Linked DNA regions of Homo sapiens: region 2 is linked to region 1. Evidence: chromatin contacts called from ENCODE Hi-C or POLR2A ChIA-PET data. All regions are on one chromosome and are shown on one strand. Each heading gives the region's core, a stretch centred on a gene start or an enhancer-like site at or near the end of the contact. The rest is flanking DNA. Distances are from core to core; before and after follow the strand shown.

Evidence for each region. A loop is a pair of places that touch in the nucleus more often than their neighbours do. ChIA-PET counts read pairs that join two places held with the same protein, here RNA polymerase II (POLR2A). Pooled maps may share reads with other maps.
Region 2: a map of endothelial cell of umbilical vein shows a loop between it and region 1 (5-fold over the local background). The contact joins two enhancer-like sites. A Hi-C loop is called at or near these places in 14 of 168 maps with a recorded cell type or tissue (Calu3, MCF 10A, PC-3 and 10 more), 1 of 37 single-sample maps with no recorded cell type and 21 of 50 pooled maps. POLR2A ChIA-PET finds 5 or more read pairs at or near these places in 3 of 52 experiments (HCT116, HEK293 and MCF 10A).

Annotation. Positions count from the first base shown.
Region 1 is chr5:115,457,214-115,462,532 of GRCh38, reverse strand. No RefSeq gene overlaps it. Among named protein-coding and RNA genes, the nearest start is that of FEM1C, 85 kb to the left of the region's middle. RefSeq lists an enhancer at 1,032-2,231. Within about 2 kb of position 1,977, at least 12 of the 41 ENCODE cell types and tissues checked have a DNase peak (open chromatin) inside an H3K27ac peak, as active enhancers do; they include gastrocnemius medialis, where a contact is called at or near this core.
Region 2 is chr5:115,363,168-115,368,633 of GRCh38, reverse strand. LOC105379130 (a long non-coding RNA gene) reads left to right here. Exons shown (of 2, transcript XR_948686.1): 2 at 3,335-4,432. Among named protein-coding and RNA genes, the nearest start is that of CCDC112, 69 kb to the right of the region's middle. Within about 2 kb of position 2,098, at least 2 of the 41 ENCODE cell types and tissues checked have a DNase peak (open chromatin) inside an H3K27ac peak, as active enhancers do; they include gastrocnemius medialis, where a contact is called at or near this core.

The sequences.
Region 1 (5,319 bases), core at 728-3,227:
GAAGAGAAGTTGGTTAAGTTTGCAGACTTCCATGTCCCTCCCCTCTGTTGCCCCTATCTCTGTAGCCCCAAGTCAAAGCCTTTCCCATTCAAATTACACACAAAAAAACTCTTTCATCACCAGCCTGGGAAACTAGTGGCCTGACTGTGCAAGGTGAGAGAAGAACATGACTGCTTCACAAACGAACTTTCAACTTCTATTTTTAGCTCCTTACCTCACCCCAACCCTTCATTGTACCTGCTGTCTCCAAATCTTGAGCATCTCAGGTTTTCCATTGGGATGAATGAGCTAATTCATTTGTGGTAACTTGTCTTCAGGTGACTTAAATCCTTGCTTCCTCTGTCTTACTAAACCACTTACCTCCATCTGGTCCTATCTTTCAAACTTGTGTGGAATTCTCTTGTCTGCTTGTTTTCTTTATTCTCTTTGTCTTTTATGGGTTTCTACATTCTTTTAGACTCTAGTTAGCCATTCAAACTCCATGATTCATCAGTTCCTCATCCATACATGAAAATAATGCTGGCTTTGCCTATCTGACTCAGAGACTTTTTGTGTGTGGATATAGTTTGATAATATACATGAAAGTGATTGTGGGAAAGCCTAGAGGTCTTTATCATTATTTTCCTTATGATGTCTTTGTCCTCATTAATCTGATTTTCTAAATAAATGCTGAATTCAAATTATGCTCTCATTTCTCACCAGAATGAGCAGTGTCTGTTTCTTCTTGGTTGTGGAAATTGTATCCCTCTTCCTTTTCATCTGCTACCATCTCTTTTCTGTTGAGGTTTTCAGGGTGTGCATGAATCACCACTGCTCCAAATGACTGTGTGATATTCTCTGCCCCACCCTTGAAGCACTCATCACTGGCTGGGTGGATTCTCACTGAGCTATCATGGGTGGTGACACCTACCATCTTTGAGCTTCCCAAGGAGTATCCCAGCTGCTAAACTGGGACTGATCAACAAGGGGAGGCTGATTCTCCATTGCTGGAGTTCTGATTTCTACCCAATGGGTGCTTTGTTGTGAAAGAGATTTCACTAACTAGTCAGGCCAAACCACCTATTTTAAATCAAGATAATGATCGTTAACACTTCCAGATTCTAAGAATGTTACATGTTTTAACTTATTTCATCTGCACAACACCCTGTAATATCCTATGTCACGGGGAACAAAACTGAGACCCAGGTTGATTAACAAACTTGCTCAGTTTCACAATGCTCGTCAGTAGCAGAGCTGGAATTTAATCCCAGACAATCTCTCCCCAGAGTCTAGGCTCTAAACCACAATTTTATCCTGTCTCTTAAATCGGCTTTGTTTAACTAGCTAAGAGTGAAGAAAATCTTCCAGAATTTAAAGTGCATAGTAGGGTGCTGGCCTTCCTTGATTCTTTGATAATGTAAATAAAAGTCAACACTGGGGTTCTACCTCTAAGGTTCTACCTTGTTTGTACCCAATACTCCAACCAATTGGACACTGATTTCTTAGGTGCTTGAGTAATAGGCTGATGGCAGGTTGAACCATATGAAATTGTCAATATTTGGCCATTTTTGACCTATATAAATGGCAATGTCATATGAATCAATTCAATATTTGTTGAGCCCCTACCTACTTTGGTGGAAGACATGGTTCCAGGCATTTTTCTTACGTTACTTAACCTTTACAACAATATTTCCAAGTATTTTTACCTCAATTTTTCACATGAGGAAATAGGCTGAAACTAACTAGCTGGAGATCACTCAGCAATTGAAGTGGTAAAGCCAGGGATCCTGTTCCAAGGTGGATTCCTTTCCACTGCACAGCTCTGCTGGCTGAGCCCCAGGAGCTGAGTGGAGCTGGAGGTTCTGCAGGCAAAAAGGAAGGTCACATTCGAGTGGCACACTCAAGTTATATCAGTTTTGAAGTTGAGCATGAGTCAAAAGGAGGAAATCAAATGACCTCTGGTAAACAGATATGAGTCAATCAGCAGCAAAAGTCAGCTTTGGGAAAGTGAATCAGACCTATTCCATTTTATTCAGTATTGTCACGACTGTGGGTGTACTTGCTACAGCTTTAAAGAAAATTTGGGGATTGAAGGGTGATTTGCCTAATTGGAGAATACTGTCATGGGAAGCCCAGCCAGGAGAGCCCAGATGGGGGTGGGGAGGCGGGGCATCTAAAACAGCTGGGGACTATTGGGATTCAAAATTGGAACAAATACAACTATGGAACTTAGGGAGTTTGAGGAAGAGATAGGATGGGAAGGTCTTTGGTAGTACAACCAGAAAAGAATGATAATTTGGGGCTCTCCAGAATCTCCAGTGCTAATTGAGCCAGATGGGGCTTGGCAACCCAGGTTAGCCACGTGGAAGCATTTTGGAATGACTACAGGCTGTAAGTTACAGATGCTGGGTTGGGAAGACAGGGAGTGTTAAATGGGCACAAACACACTGAGATATGTTCCAGTTAAGTGGAATATTATTCAGGGGTAGATGCAAAAATAGTTGAAGTGGTTCATAGACATTCATTTTAATTCTATGACTTTCCTCTGTGGGAAACTACTTTCATCTGGTTCTTTTCAATATGAAGTGAGTCATATTCTTTTTATTTGCCACAAGCATTTATTTGCCATAAGTGTCTTAAAGCATTTGACAATTGCTGCCTTATTTTCAAGAAATTGATTGAAACACCCTTGCTGAGCTGCTCAGAATTTGAGATTAATTCTCAACCACTGGCACAAAAGTAGCAAGAGAAGATAAGAGTGAATGTGGTCATTGATCAACAGATGTTTGTTTTAACTCTTTTCTGGAAAACCTGCCAAATACTGGGGAGTGTAAAGGCATCCAGACTGCCTTCTCTGAGCTTATACTCTAATTGGGAGAAATATGACATATACACAGAGCAGAAGACATTGACTTACAAATGCCAAATGTGCAGTGAATAAACAAAGTTACGGGAAGCAAGGAGGCCGACATTGGCAGTGGGGCTAAACAAGGCCCATGATTCCTGGAGAGGGTAGATTTGAGCTGATCCTTAAAGAATGAGCATTCAGGGATACTAGGAAAAGGGAGGAAGGCATTGCAGGCAATGAGAATGGCACAAGAAAGAAGTCCAGGGGTGAGAGAACCCCTATTTGCTCAGAACCCAAGAGGACCGGGTTGGACAGAGTGGAGAAATTGTTGGTGAAGTAGTATGAGTGCCCCCACTTCTTTTCTCTACATGATTTCCTGAGTGATCTCATTCCGTCTTTCTCATTTAAATAATGTCTATATGCTGATGATTCCTGGATTTATAATTCCAGCACAGACTGTTCTTCTGTATTCATGACAGAACTCTTGATTTTTGCCCTCCCAGCTCATCCCTGTCTTCCCACTTCCCATGTCTTTCTCCTGTTGGTAAATGGCATCATGATTTACTCAGGTGATCAAGCCCAAGCCCTGGGAATCATGCTTGACTTCTTTCATTTACTAGCCCATCTCTGATCCATCAACAAGTGACATCAGCTCTTCCACAAGAGTATCTCAAATATGTTCATGTTTTTCTGATTTCTACAAATACCACCCTGGTTCAAGGCACCAAGCTCTCCTGCCTGTCATTCTATCATAGCCCCTGATTTCAATCCTTCCAAGCTTAGCTCCCTGAAGTACTTTCTGTAACCTGCAGTAAGAATTTTGTTTTTGAAATGTCATCAGAACATATGTCAGTGGATCACTCTTCTGTTTAAAATGCTTTGATCGCTTCCCAGTGCTCATAGTATAAAATCCCAACTCCTCACCATGATCTACATCACCCTGCTTTGTGGACACCTCCCATGCCTGGCCAGCATCCATGCAACTTCTTCTACTAGCAGATTCTCCATTTTTCTTTAGGGGAACTACCCCTCCCTGATTCTTCCTGCAAGTGGTCTGTGTGGGCTGATTCCACCCCATGTCCTGTTTCAGCAGCCAGCAAGTAACTCCAGCATGGACAATTAGCATATTCTTTCCCCATGTTACAGTGGTTGTCTGAGAGATGAACACATCTCCTAAGTTGATTGGATAAAACTCAAGCCTAGATCTTTTACTAGAACACTGGTGCTTCTGGTGAGGGCCTAAAGAATATTACAATCATGGTGGAGCGAAGGGGAGCCAGAATGTCACACGGTGAGAGACAAAGCAAGAGAGAGAGGAGGAGTGGCATGCTACTCTAAACAACCAGCTCTCACATGAAATCACAGACTAAGAACTCACTCAATGCGGCAAGGACAGCACTAAGCCATTCATGAGGGATCCGCCCCCATGACCCAAACACCTCCCACTAGGCTCCCCCTTCAGCAGTGGGGATCACATTTCAGCATGAGATTTGGAGAGAACCACGTCCAAACCATATCACCTGGGAACTGCTGGCTGTAAAATTATGCATACTTGGAGTTAATAGGGAACCATCTGTGGGAGGAGGCTTCCTGAGTGCGAAGCCAACTCAGAACAAAGGAGACTGGGAATGGAGAAAGACCAAGTTTTGTGGACTCTGAGTCCAGCACAATCCTTCTTCCCATGCAGTGCCTCTACTTTTCAGTTACATGAGTCAAAATGTTCTCATTTTAGTTCTACTGTATGCTTATGCCTATACCTATCTATGTCTATTTATCTTTTGAAGAGATGGGAAGATCTCTTTCCAAGGAGCCTCCCCGGGAGTCTGCCCGTGTGTCTCGTTGGCCAGCATTGGTTCCTATGTCCATGCCAAACCAATTCCCAGAGGCTTAGGCCAATCCCTAAAGTGCATGGATCCTTGGGAGAGTAGGCAAAATTTGAGTTCTGTTAGAAAGCAGGTGGCAGGTGACTCATTGCTGGTTGTAATTTAACAGGGTCTGCGACGTAAGGTTATCTTCTTTTCTTGGAGTTTTCCAGGCGCTATAAATGTGAAAGAGGCCTGACACCATGAATGGGGGAAGCAGTTGGTTGTATATCTAAACAGGATTGGTGGTTTCCAAACTGACCCCTGATGGTCTGCATGATTTTGGTGGAATCCCCTCTGCTTTCTTGATTTTAGTTTCAATCTCTGTATTAGGAATTCAGAGATTTAGCCACAATGTGTATACAGTGTATACAGCACAGACCATCTCAGAAAATAGATTTTAAAAAGGACCTTCCCTTCTGTGTTATTGCCTTATAGAAACTCATAAAACATTTTTGAAGCCACAGGGTTTTATCATTTTGCTGCAGCTTTTTTTTAAATTTACCCATTCCTGCCCCGTTCCCAGTGCCACCTCTTTTCCCTGTTCTGGTTATTTATAATTTAAAGAGAATATGCTCTGCCTCTCAAACACTGTCTATTGGAAACCACTGACACAGAAAAGGAGAATCA
Region 2 (5,466 bases), core at 849-3,348, 94 kb after region 1:
TCAGCGCTGTCCCAAGTGTCTGTACACCTGGCCAGGTTGTGACAACACCCAGGCTCAGCCTCAACTTGCAGGACACAGGGCTCCTACCACTGCCAATGCTGCTCCCACAGCCACTCCTGCTGCCACTGTCCACACCTCACCACTGCAGCCAGCATGATGGTAGTGGCTGGTCCAGATGGCCCGCCACTGCCATCATCATGAAAAGTTCAATTAAAAAACTGTATAAACTTTACCTAGATTCACTGTCATTAACATTTTCTCGCATTTGTTTTATATCTCTTTATATATTTATGTGCCTATACACACACACACACACACACACACACACACGCACATCTATATTTTTGAATCTTTTGATAATTAGTTGCAAATGTAATTTCACTCCACCCTTATATGTTGACACATTTTTTTCTAAGAAAAGGATATTGACACATTTTTATTCTAAGAACAAGGATATTCACCTGCATAGCCACAATATAATTATCATGCAGGAAATTTAACAATGTAACAATACTACTATCTAGCAATCCATGTTCAAAGTTTCCCAGTTTTCCAATAATATCCTTTGTAGTTGGTTTTTCACTCAGGGTCCAATCAAGAATCTGCAATGCATTTAGTTTTCATGTCTTTTTAGTCTCCTCTAACCTAGGACAGAACCCAATCTTTTCTTTTTTTCTCTAACGACCTTGACATTTTTGTTATTTTGCCGAACGTCTCTCGATTTGGGTTTGTTTCCTCATGATTAGATTCAGATTGAGCATTTTGGGCAAGAATGCTACAGTATAATAATGATCTATGTCATACTAGGAGACACATGATGTCAGTTTGCCTCATAATTTGTGATGTTACGTTTAATTACCTTGTTAATGTGGTGTCCATCAGATTCCTAGGCAGCTATAATTTCTAGGTGCTACTCATGTGATTAGAAGTAGAACCTGGTTTAAGAGTCACTAGGTTAGTCAAATATCCTATTTAGAGATGGCATTCTCTTCTCTGGTGTCTTTCAAGGCTGGGCATTTTCCAGAAACTTTATTAGCCCCAGTAAAGGAGAATTTCTACACTTCAAGGGCAGACAGATCTTTCTTCTAGTTAAGTTCATTAGAAAATATATTTAATGCCCAAAATAAAATAATTAAAAGCAGTGACTCAGACAGATATTTGTACACCCATGTTCATTGCAGCATTATTCATAATTGCCAAAAAGTAAAAACAATCCAAATGTCCATTGATAAATGAATAGATAAATTGAGTATATACATAAAGTAGCATATTATTCAGCCTTTAAAAAGGAAGGAAATTCTGACACATGTTATAATGTGGATGGACCTTGAAAACATCATAATGTTTGATGTTCTTAAGTAAAAAAAAGCCAGACACAAAAGGATATATATCATATGATCCCATTTATATGAGGCAGCTGAAACAGTCAAATTCAGAGATACAGAAAGTAGAATGGTGATTCCAAGGGGCTGGGGGAAGGGAAATGGGGAGTTATCATTTAAAGGGTACAGAATTTCTGTTTGGAAAGATAAAACCCATGTAGACATGGATGGTGACAATGGTTGCACCACAATATCAAGGTACTTAATGCTCCTGAATTGTGCTCTTATAAATGGTGAAAATTGTAAGTTTTATGTTATATATATTTTACCACACTAAAAAACCCTTTTTTACAAACACACATTTGTTTATACCAAGAAAAAATTGCTGCTTTCTAACTCTTCTTCCTTTGTTTTGGCTTCTGGAACAATACAAAATGCACTTTTTCCTCTCTTCCTTATGATATCCTTCCAACTTGTCTCCAACCCATGCCTACACTGCCCCTCCCTGTCCACCTTCTCAACCTAGTGGGAAAAGTATAGACTTGAGTGGAAGTTTTACTTCTTCTAGATTCATTATTATTCCTTTTTAAAAGTCAGAATGGTTTAGGACTGCCTTAGGATGTTTTATTTCTTGAGAAAAGTAAAATTAAACATTCTAGTACTAAAGTGGTCCACCAATTTCGGACATAGGACAACATGTATAGTACTTGCCCACGGCTCTCCTTCTCTTGTCCTAAGCCTGCATTCCACCCTGTGCCTGCAGAGGATTATGCAGCAGCTGCTTGAAAGCAGGATGCATGTGATGATTCATATCCAGCAAGCTGTAGAGAATGCCGAGGTCTTTTATCTCCTTGAAGCATCAGGGCAGACAGAATAGAACTTGGCCAACTGGAAACAGCTTGACATTCCTTGATAGGCTCACATAACAGTTCATAGGCACAAAGACAGTTACACTTTGCCATAGCAACAAACTCATTTACCCTAGTGAGGTAGGCCTTGGCAAGGCTATTAGCTGCCCTCATAGCTTAGCAGACACTTGGCCACTAGGCTACAGGCTCTGTGGGAGGTGCCCCATGCAACTCCAAATTCAGGCCCAATGAGCAATTCAATGTCATCAGATTTCAAGCTGATCAATGGGCCCAAGGCCTGGTACTATCATAAAGAAGTCATGGAGCACATGGTGGGATGGTGGGTCTCCCCCAATCCCTCAAGGGTAATGCTCAGCTCTGTGTATTTCTGGGGAGGCTCCACCAGCCTACACTTACCAGCACTCCTTGGAGGAGTTTTGTGTCCTTTCATGGAGCAGATAGGAGAAAAATAATCAAAAGAGAGGAGCCCAAAATGAGGAGAAAAGGAAAGGATAAGGGATTCCGGAGCCTTACATAGGAACCAGTCTTTTTGCTTCTCAGGCCCTCCTGCATACACCACCTTGCAGAACAGGCTCAGGGCTGGTGTATTAGTAAGGGTTCTCCAGAGTGACAGCCCCAATAAAATGGATGGATGGATGGATAGAGGGATGGATAGATAATGGATGGATGGAGAGAGAGAGAGCACAGCCCAGGGGTGAAGAGGAAAGGGCAGGTCTTTAGCATTAATTGGAGCCAGGCTGATCCTTCAGACCCAGAGATCTAGAGTCCAGTTTAAGTTGGAGATCAGACCTTTAATGGAGAGCTCCAGACATGAGATTAGGGAAAAGAGGCCCAGTATCCTGAGAGTAAGAACCTCCTCCTCCACCCAAACCCACCATCCTCTTTCTTACCATCATCCTAGGCTGAGGGTATACTTGGTGAATTGGAAAGTTACGACTCTTTACAAAAAGGAGAAGAGGCCACTGAGCAGGAAAAGAATTGAGGAGATGACACCCTGCACCCTGGTGGTATATTTTCCTTTGGTCCATCTAAAATCATGCAAGCATTCCTTCTTTATTTTCTTTGCTTATAAATCAACTGTCTGCCCTATAAGATGGTACTTTTCTTCTTGTGACAAGCCTCCTATGTATTACTCCCATCCAGGTAACCATCACCTACTCAACTGGAGGAGACTATTTTTGTGCCCGATTTGCTTGCTGGAAACTGCAGAACTTCAATGTCTGCAGTGAAAATGGAAAGAAAAGAAAACCAGTTGTCTGCCTTGGTGATGAGAGCAGAAAGTCAAGAGCAGCAATATAGGCAGCTAACAAGCATTTAATGGTGAGGGAACAAGAGAAGGGAGGAAAGGCAGGGGGCTCAAGGTCATGGCCAAGATATGTTTTTCCTACTCAGAATTAGGTCTGGGCCTGACCATGTTCCTATAGACCAAATTCTGTCCTCCAGAAATAGGTACAGTGACCCACACATAAAAGGCATTATAAGCAAATGAGGTGCCTCTTTAATTCTTCGATGAGCTCTAAAAGTTATCTTTACAGTTTAGTTATAGTCAGAGCAACTGTTAGAGAACCTTGGTTTTTTTCCCAAAGAAAAAGAGTTGCCACTGTGAGAAATAACTGGGATTTCCTGACATTAAAAAATAATAACAGACATATTAGTCCCTTTATTGTTAAGTAAAAGAAGGAAATGGGCAGGAACCACTATGCATTGAAGAGGAAAGTATTGAGCTTCCAAATATATCCTGGGAAACATGTAATACTTCCCTGAACATAGGGAAATGTGGCTGAGATTCTCAGCACAGAAGTATGTTTGCCACATGCAAAGCACATAATAGAAGTGATAGGGACAGGGCAGAGAAATTCTAGGCAGAAAAAGATGGGTCCCCAGGGAAACCCCATCCTTATGCTGAAAAGCCTGAAACCACAGTCCAAAGTGAGAACTTATACCCCTGTTTTCCTGCTCAAATGTTGTCTTTTCCTAAAACCACCCATGGCTCCCACTCCACCCTATCCTGTGCCTATAAAAACCCCAGATTCAGCTGGTAGACAGGACTACAGCTGGACATTGGAGAGAAGCAGCTTGACTTCAGAAGGACAGCTTGATGGCATATAACTTCGGAGAAGCATCCTGCCGGAGACAGCTGGGCTTCAGAGGAAGATTACCTACCCACTCTGTCCCCTTTTCAGCTCCCCTTCCCACTGAGAGCTACTTTCATTGGCAATAAAGTCCCCTGCATTTATCATCTTTCAGTTCATTCATGCAACCTCATTTTTCCTGGATGCTGGACAAGAGCTCGGAAGCCACAATTGTGCATACAAAAGGCGGTTGCACTGGCACTCTGCCCTCCATGGGGCCTGCACAGAGTTTGCTCCTGCCAGTGCTAAAGCATCTGGCCAGTTCCTGCACCTGCTCACCTTGCACTCCCTCCCACGAAGGGTGGAACACAGTGGGTCTGAGTGAGTAGAGTTTTATCTCATGGGTGCTGAAGCAGTGGCTGGTTCCAGTGCTCATTTGGTCCAGTTCCCACACTCATTCGCTTGCATGCTCCCTCCTGGGGGGAGTTGAGAGCGACACACTGAGTAAATGAGGCACTCCTGTCGTGAGTCCCACAAAGGGGCCAGAGAAATATCCTGCTTCAGAAAGTATCCTGAAAATGAAGTGACCAGGAAGCCATGGAGACCTCCCCCAATTACTCATTGTTCTAGTAAATACTATGAGATAATGTTCTGAGCATAAGCACCCTTAAGTGACACTGCCCACCATCTTGGAACATTTAAAGCAGTGCTGGTGGGAAGTTCGGAATGAGCTGGAAAGTCACCTTCCAAAATAGGAGCACTCCAGTCCTAGACTACTCCCACTGCCCTGCACTAATTGACATCAATGCCCCCACACTGCAGTCTGCTGAGGCAAGGGAGAGGAAAGGGGGTGACACTAGCCATGAAGGAAATTCTGATTTCCTTCATGATATCTATCTAGGAACCCACGAGCTCTGCTGAATGATCACCAACAGGTGAAACCATGAGACAATATGTTGACAGGAAATTGCACAAAGTGGGGATCAAGATGGCCTTACCTGAACTCACTGGAAACTCAACATCTCTAAGAGCAAGACCACTAGACATGGATCTCCTGGTGCGGTGCCGCATCACCGATCAGATATTCTTGCCAAAACAGTTTAACCTAAATTTAATCAATCTTGTAGATCTAACTTCCAGTTTATATGAAATACATGGGTAGAGGAACGATTCCACCAAGAAGTAGTCAAAGCCATGCAACAG